Regions from separate parts of the Homo sapiens genome. Here region 2 is linked to region 1. Evidence: read pairs that join two places in POLR2A ChIA-PET (ENCODE). Cell type or tissue: A673. All regions are shown on one strand. Region 1 overlaps MYCBP2 (MYC binding protein 2). Region 2 has its middle 80 kb from the start of MYCBP2.

Region 1 (4,000 bases):
AAATATCACCTGAAAGTTTCACTCCCCACCCATAGTATCTGCTTGCCTCTGCATAGAGGCATCTCATCACTTCTTCCTCTCTTTACCTCTCATTCATCAGGTGATTGCACTGATTCTCTAGAAGTTTCATTTGCTTGCATAATTTTTTTAATAAACTGAAGAGTTCCTTGACAAGTAACTCAAATTCATTTGCACCTACACATTTTCTTGTTTGCACCTAAACTGACACTTACAACTATATATATCATTTACCGAGCACTTCTTTCTGCCAGGTACTGTTCTCTCAAGCACTCAACATCCATTAATTCATTTAAATTGTCACTACAACCCTATGAGGTAGATGCAACCCCCAATCTATAGATGACAAAACTGAGGCACGGATGTGTCAAATAACTTCCAGTGTCACATAGCTAGTAATTTTAATGGTGTTTGAACCCCAGCAGTTTGGCTCCATAACCCATGCTAACCCTGTTTGCAGACAGGTCAGTACTTGGTAGAAAATTCAGTATTAATCACTTGGGCTATCTGATCTTCTTTAATTTTCTTTGAAAGATACCCCTTTGACTCTGTTAATTATGCTGCAAAAGGTTATCTTAAGAATGCCTGATATTTCATTTAATACTCACTAATCCTGATGTTTTTAAACACCCTAGGAATCCATTGTTCTTGTTTATGCAATTTAATTTGAACTACAGTTTACTATTCAAAATCTGCATACCTGTGTAAAAAATTTACCCAGGCTTTTGTTTTCTCTCACAATATTGAACTTAAGTAGCACAATTACTATAATACAGTGTGACTCACACATACACAGAATTGGTATTCTAACTAAAAAGTAAATTATACAAGTCCTCCAGCCCTACGTCCTAACTCAACTATGTTTTTTATCTCAATCTCTCCTAGTTAAGCATAAGAAATTACAATTAGAGACCATAATTTCTATGTAGAGCAGCTCCCATATTAAAGATAAACATGTTTGTTTTAGGTTAAAGAAAGAAGCTATTGGCCAGGCACGGTGACTCACACCTGTAATCCCAGCACTTTGGGAGGCCAAGGTGGGTAGATCACCTGAGGTCCAGAGTTTGAGACCAGCTTTACCAACATGGAGAAACCCCATCTCTAATAAAAATACAAAATTAGCCAGGCGCGGTGGCACATGCCTGTAATCCCAGCTACTCAGGAGGCTGAGGCAGGAGAATTGCTTGAACCCAGGAGGCACAGGTTTCAGTAAGCCAAGATCATGCCATTGCACTCCAGCCTGGACAGCAAGAGCAAAACTCCGTGAAAGAAAGGAAAGGAAAGGGAAAGGCAAAGGAAAAGGGAAAAGGAAAGGGAAAAGAAAAAAGGAGAAAGGAAGGGAAAGGAAAGGAAAGGAAAGGAAAGGAAAGGAAAGGAAAGCAAAGGAAAGCAAAGGAAGGAAGGAAGGAGCTATTAGAGTAGGTACAGTTAGGACATTGCAGACAAAGGAAATAAGAAAAAGAAAAGGGTCCCACTCTAAAACAGGAGGCAAAAAGGACATGTGAAGATGGCTGATCAAGAAGCTGAGTAAGTTCACAAAACTTGTATTACTCTATGAAATATGAAGCAAGCCATCTGCCGAGAATAAGGTGAGAAGAACCTGACAATATGATTAAGGATGGTGGTGTACTTAGGAACAGCCACCATAAAATGTGCAAAAGAACTCAGACCAGGTTCCATTTATGCTGCTATTTCCAAGTAGTAAAAAATATTTACACAATCCCTTGTGGATATGTATAAGCTTTCAAGGCATAATTTTAAGGTATCAGTTTAGTAAAAAGGCAATAGTCATAAATCATTTATAATTATAAAATCATTTTGAATAGCTCTGTTTAGAAAAAAGCAATATGCATAAGTCATATAAAGGCACCATTTAAAAATGTCTATATTTTCACCTATTCTTTTGTTGTAAATATTAACTATATCTACTATATAGAAAAAATATATATAACAGGCTGGGTGCAGTGGCTCACGCCTGTAATCCCAGCACGTTGGGAGGCCGAGGCAGGCGGATCACGAGGTCAGGAGATCGAGACCATCCCGGCTAACACGGTGAAACCCCGTCTCTACTAAAAATACAAAAAAAAATTAGCCGGGCGCGGTGGCAGGTGCCTGTAGTCCCAGCTACTTGGGAGGCTGAGGCAGGAGAATGGCCTGAACCTGGGAGGCGGAGCTTGCAGTGAGCCGAGATGGCACCACTGCACTCCAGCCTGGGCAACAGAGCTAGACTCCGTCTCAAAAAAAAAAAAAAAAAAAAAAAAAAAAAAAAAAATATATATATATATATATATATATATATAGACCTTCCAGTCTTAAATATACCAATACTTAAACAGAACAGAGTAAACTGAGAGTAGTTCTATAATACAGGTTTTTTGTTTTGGTAAATGGAGTCTAGCTCTGTTGTCCAGGCTGGAGTGCAGTGGCGCCATCTCGGCTCACTGCAAGCTCCGCCTCCCGGGTTCACGCCATTCTCCTGCCTCAGCCTCCCGAGTAGCTGGGACTACAGGCGCCCGCCACCGTGACGGGCTAAGTTTTTTTTGTGTTTTTAGTACAGACGGGGTTTCACCGTGTTAGCCAGGATGGTCTCGATCTCCTGACCTCGTGATCCGCCCGCCTTGGCCTCCCAAAGAGCTGGGATTACAGGCGTGAGCCATTACGCCCAGCCAGTTTCTTTTTTTTTTTTTGAGACAGTCTCACTCTGTCACCCAGGCCGGAGTGCAATGGCATGATCTCGGCTCACTGCAACCTCCGCCTCCTGGGTTCAAGCAATTTTCCTGCCTCAGCCTCTGAGTAGCTGGGATTATAGGCGACTGCCACAATGCCGGGCTAATTTTTGTATTTTTAGTAGAGACAGGGTTTCACCATGTTGGCCAGGCTGTTCTCAAACTCCTGACCTCAGGTGATCCACCCGCCTTGGCCTCCCAAAGTGCTGGGATTACAGGTGTGAGAGCCACTGCGCCCGGCCTACAATACATGCTTCTATTATAGAAATACCAACTAGTTTATATGCTCCTGGTAAATAAGGGAGTAATATCAGAATAATGCAGAAGTTCAGTTGGTTCATAGGTGATTTTTTTTTTTCCTAATCAAGGGAAACCACAATATCAAGAGTACAATTATAAGCTTAGGCAGAAAGGAAAAGGCTCTCAGCCCTGCTACTACACAGCTGAGAGGCTTTGTAGTTCTATTTCAAGAAAAATAAAAACGCATACCTGCATCCCAGGTGAGGAGCACCTCCCAGCTTTCCAGGGCTCTTGGCTTTCTCTTGTGCCCACCTTACTCTCGGCTCACTGGCTCAGAGCTCTACTTCCATCTGCCATGGCTCAATGCCTCTATACTAGCATTTCCACCCTACTGCTTTTGTACATTTTTTAATTGCCCCTATAACAGACTCCAACCCACTGATCTCCCTTCCTGCGCTTTCCAGTGAATTATCAATTATTGACTTTGTTAGCACCTTAGTTATAAAGTTGCAGAGTTTTCCTTTTCTGCTCCAAATCTATTTTTGCCCATAAGCCGTGTTATTTTTAGTGTGCAATTTTACATAAAGCAAAGTATTTTAGCAATGCGTATATATGCATTATAGCCAGAACACCTGCAGGTTACACATCTAAATATTAATAGAACTCAGTGGCTTACCTTTGGAAGCTTGATAGGGGGCTCTTTGGATTCCTCTTCTTCATCACTATCTGATTCTCCACTCTGCACAGAGTTCTTAGATGCGGCTGCCAATGATATTTCCTTTTTCTGCCATTCCAGAACGCAATGGCGTACATTACAGTAAATATTGAAAGCAGAAGGATTGCTATGTAGTTTGATATCTGGTATGATTACTGTATTCTCTAAGTTTTCAGACTGAAATACAAAACAGAATATTTCCATTTCACACTCTTTTCTATCATCAAGTCCCATTTTACATAAAAGTAAAGATTAGACACACTAACTGACTTGCAGAAGACACATTATGTGACACAGCAGA
Region 2 (4,000 bases), 120 kb after region 1:
ACTCACAGCATTTCTTAGTAGAGAACCCTTGACTTAGGTAAATGAGGTTGTTCTAACGGCTCCAAGAAAGGAATTCTGTGTGAGTTGGTTCTACATTTACACTATAACAATAATTTAGAATGACACTGTGGGCCACACATCACTAAAAGTATACAAGAAAATTTCAAATGAAAGTAATTAAATAATGTGTTCATCACATAAGAAGCTGTAACTCAATTTCAGGAAAAGTCACTATCAGTATCATCATTAAAAATAGTGCCTGGATCTACGTAAGTGCACCGATGAATTTTTTTCAGGTGATTTAAACTCAGACTGTATGAAAAAAAAATCAAGCTTTTTGTAGGTGGTTATTTCATCCTGACAGAATATCTTCTCTCTCAAGAAAGAGTAAAAGGCCATAAGAAAATCAGTAAAGACTAAGTTAAGTATAGCTGCAGTGAGTTGTTCAAGATAAAATAATAGACTGACAACTTTATTTGATAATACTAAAATAGGTGGGAAAATGAGAATTATTCACATAATTTGGTTCGTTGTGCTACTATCACCTACCTTATCAAGCAGAAAATAAATTGCTCTCTGTCCACAATTAATAAAAATGCTACAGCTGCATGGTAGGAGTCTGGACATAGATTAGCAAGGTTATGTTTAATTTGTGGGCATATGGATATCATCATTTCAGTGGATATCTTTCACATCCATTTATATCCATCATTTCTGTGGATGTATTTTTAATGATAGATATCATCTGTCATCTAAAAGACTGTATAATGCAATAGAAAATTTGGTATATATGATTATTATTAATTATATTAATTAAAATTAATTAAAATTTATTTAAATGTGTCAGACATAATGCTAAATAGATTCAATGCATTTTGTTATTATAATTTGAGTTCATATAATCATTGTTTTATATATATTATATATATTTTTATATATATATATATATATATATGAAGTTTATTGAGTGTCCATATCAGAGATATTTTGACCTCGTATTGATATGGACTCTTTGAGAATTTGTTTAAAGCTATAGACCTGCTTAAGGAAAGATGCAAATATGTACATGAACATAAATGTTTGCATATAATATTAGGGGAACCATGAAATCCCTGATGCCCATCCCTGAATTTCGACCTTACGAATCCTTATTCTGCATGTCTTAGAACAGTGCTTATAGAATGTAATTGCAATCACATTTTTGTTTCCAAACCCTACTTATTTTAATTAATATTTGGCAGCTTAGAAGTTAAAGGATAGAATTTTGATAAATATGTTAATAATATTGTATGAAGAATGTATTCTTATCCTGAGGAAACAACTGGAAGATACAATATATGCCAAGAGTGTCAAATGAAGAAGTTTATAGTAAGGTAGAACTGGAAACGATTTAAATGTCAGGAGTGTAGGATAAACAGATCATGCTATAACAAATGTCATGAAGCCATTTGAATTGGAGATGCACATTAATATTTAATGTCTATAGCATATCACTGTGTCAAAAAGCAGGCTTCTAAGCAGCATATGTACTATGTTTTGAAGTATATATATATATACACACTTTATATATATATTTATATATATATATGAAGTATTTAAAATATATATATATATATTTTTTTCCATAGGTATGTGGAAAAAGTCTAGGACAGTCCTTAGTTTTGTTCTTAAAATATTCAAGCTTGCTTGAGTAAAGAGATCTCATTGATGGGCTACGTAAGAAATTGTAAGAGAAATCTCCTGGGAATCCAGGAGTTGAAGCCATTATACAGCTGATGTCATGAAGTCTGGAGCTAGAGGAAGTTCTGGCTTTAAGGAGGCTCCAGGGGATCAGAATTTGGAGGCTTCCCTCTAATACTGCCGTTTAATGTGGCTCAGTCACACAGTGACTGTGACTCCCAGCTTCTTTCTGTTCCATTTTCAACTGGCGTGTGCATAATGCCTGCTTCTTGTAAATTTAACTTGCCTGTAGAACAGTATGGTTTCTTTAATTCATAACCTTTTGGTTTCAGAACTTATTGCTGTTTTTTAGTTTAAATTCTGAAGACAGAAATTATTACTTGGAATCTTATTGATCTGAGTTAGTTGCTGGACAATCAGTTGATTAGTTTTCTACGGAGATGCCTACCTACAGCTGGAGTAATGGGAGAAGGTGTAAGTTTCACATCGTAGAAGCTATGTATGGGTAGGGTAATTTCATTTAGAAAAGACCTAGGTAGGTCGGCAGTATAAAGAAGGCCTAATGAGAAGGATTATGTACCAGAAAATTAATAGTGGCTATCTCCAGATAGTAGAATCATACAGCAAGTCCTCACTTAACAATGTGGGTAGGTTCTTGGAAACCATGACTTAAATACAACAAGATATAACAAAACCACTTTTACCATAGACTGATATAAACAAAAATTAAGTCCCTATGGCATATCACTGGTCATGAAACATCACCAAACTTCTAAATAAACACCCAAAACACTTCTACTAGGTACTGAAATAAATGTCAGCTATATATATATTGAAGAAAAATTAATAAAAACACAGTAATGATTTACCCAATTTTTGGTGAATGAGTGAGTGATGACAATTGTTGTGGTGGTGGCTTAAATTAAGGAATAAATGCTTAATTGTAATTGTAAGTGAAATTTGTAAGGAGCAAAAATTGTAAGGAGCACCTCTTCCTACCATGAAGTTCAAAAACAATCACAAATATGGTGGTTTGATGAATGCTTTCCTACTGCCTCATTCATTGTCCTGCATTTGTATGGTTATCATAAACTTGACTGATTTTTATCTTACAACAATTTGTATCCATTCATTCATTTCCCAACCTGCTTATTCCAGTTCAGAATTGCTGGTGACTGGAGCCTATGTTGGCAGCTCAGGGTGCAGGGCACGAACCTGTGCTGGACAGGATACCATCCCATTACAGGGCGCACTGACACATAAACACACACACACACACTCACTCATATGAGGACAATTAAGACACACCTAATGTGCACATCTTTGGGATGTGGGAGGAAATCAGAGGACCTGGAGGAAACCCACACAGGCATGGGGGAGAGCATGCAAACTCCACACAAACAGTGGCCCCCACATCTGATTCCTTTTTTCATGAATATTATAACTAAACAAAATTATTTGGGTAGCTGCTGTAAATGATTTTTTTTTGAAAATATGTATTTTGCGTGTTTCTCTACTTTCAAATTTGCCTATAGTGATTGTGCATGATTTGAGAAACAGAGAAATAATATCACTACAATGTGGTTTGTACTTTTTCCTCTGTAATTTGTAGTTTTGTTCTAATTCTATTTGGTAGAAAAATTTCAAATTCTAGCAATATAGTGTTGCTTTAGAAAAGAAGATATATACTGGCAAAAAAAAAAAAAAAAAGGAAAACAAGCGTTTGTATTTCAACCAATCTGAGCCAGTACTGGGTACCATTTTTAGTTGCTTAGCTTTATTTAGCAAGTGCTGGAGCTGGGGAGATACAGAGATAGATACTCCAAGACAGGGCCTCTGACCTTAAGTTCAGTCCACTAAATATTTACTGAGTATTTTAATATACAACAGATATCCAGAGTGATAATATACAATCACTGCATCCTCAAAGATCTAGGAATACAGTTAATTACAGGAACAGGAAAATAAAATTAATAATGCAAGATAATATATATGAAGGTCAAATGAGTGACCTGAGAGTTCAGAGGAGTGAGAAATCATTTCAAGTTGGAATGAATAAAAAAGACTTCATGGGAGATGTGGAATTTGAATAAGTCTTATTGGATGGGGAATGCTTGAGTAAATGGTATGATAGAGGGCATTATTTTATAGGGGGAATAGCTAACAAAAGGTATATAGATAGGAAGGCACAAGGCACATTTGGGAGACATGCATGAACCTGTTTAGTGGGTTCAAATTGCAGAGTGGTGGTAGATAACACCGGAACGGTGTCTTAGTCCACTTTGCATTGCTACAAAGGAATACCTGAGGCTGAGTAATT

What was found. Peaks named below come from ENCODE experiments on the same cell type or tissue, not always from the same donor. Only the 100,000 strongest peaks of a DNase experiment are listed, where the experiment ranks them.
Region 2: POLR2A ChIA-PET joins it to region 1 with 5 read pairs; 2 of 35 experiments call an interaction of 5 or more read pairs at or near these places.

The regions. Positions count from the first base shown.
Region 1 is chr13:77,284,501-77,288,500 of GRCh38, forward strand. It overlaps MYCBP2 (MYC binding protein 2), which reads right to left. Exons shown (of 83, transcript NM_015057.5): 3 at 3,661-3,876. The region is part of intron 2 of LOC124903184 (a long non-coding RNA gene); the gene reads left to right. Among named protein-coding and RNA genes, the nearest start is that of MYCBP2, 41 kb to the right of the region's middle. In A673, no CTCF peak of the experiment used is centred here; no DNase peak of the experiment used is centred here.
Region 2 is chr13:77,405,450-77,409,449 of GRCh38, forward strand. No RefSeq gene overlaps it. Among named protein-coding and RNA genes, the nearest start is that of MYCBP2, 80 kb to the left of the region's middle. In A673, no CTCF peak of the experiment used is centred here; a DNase peak (open chromatin) is centred at 1,782.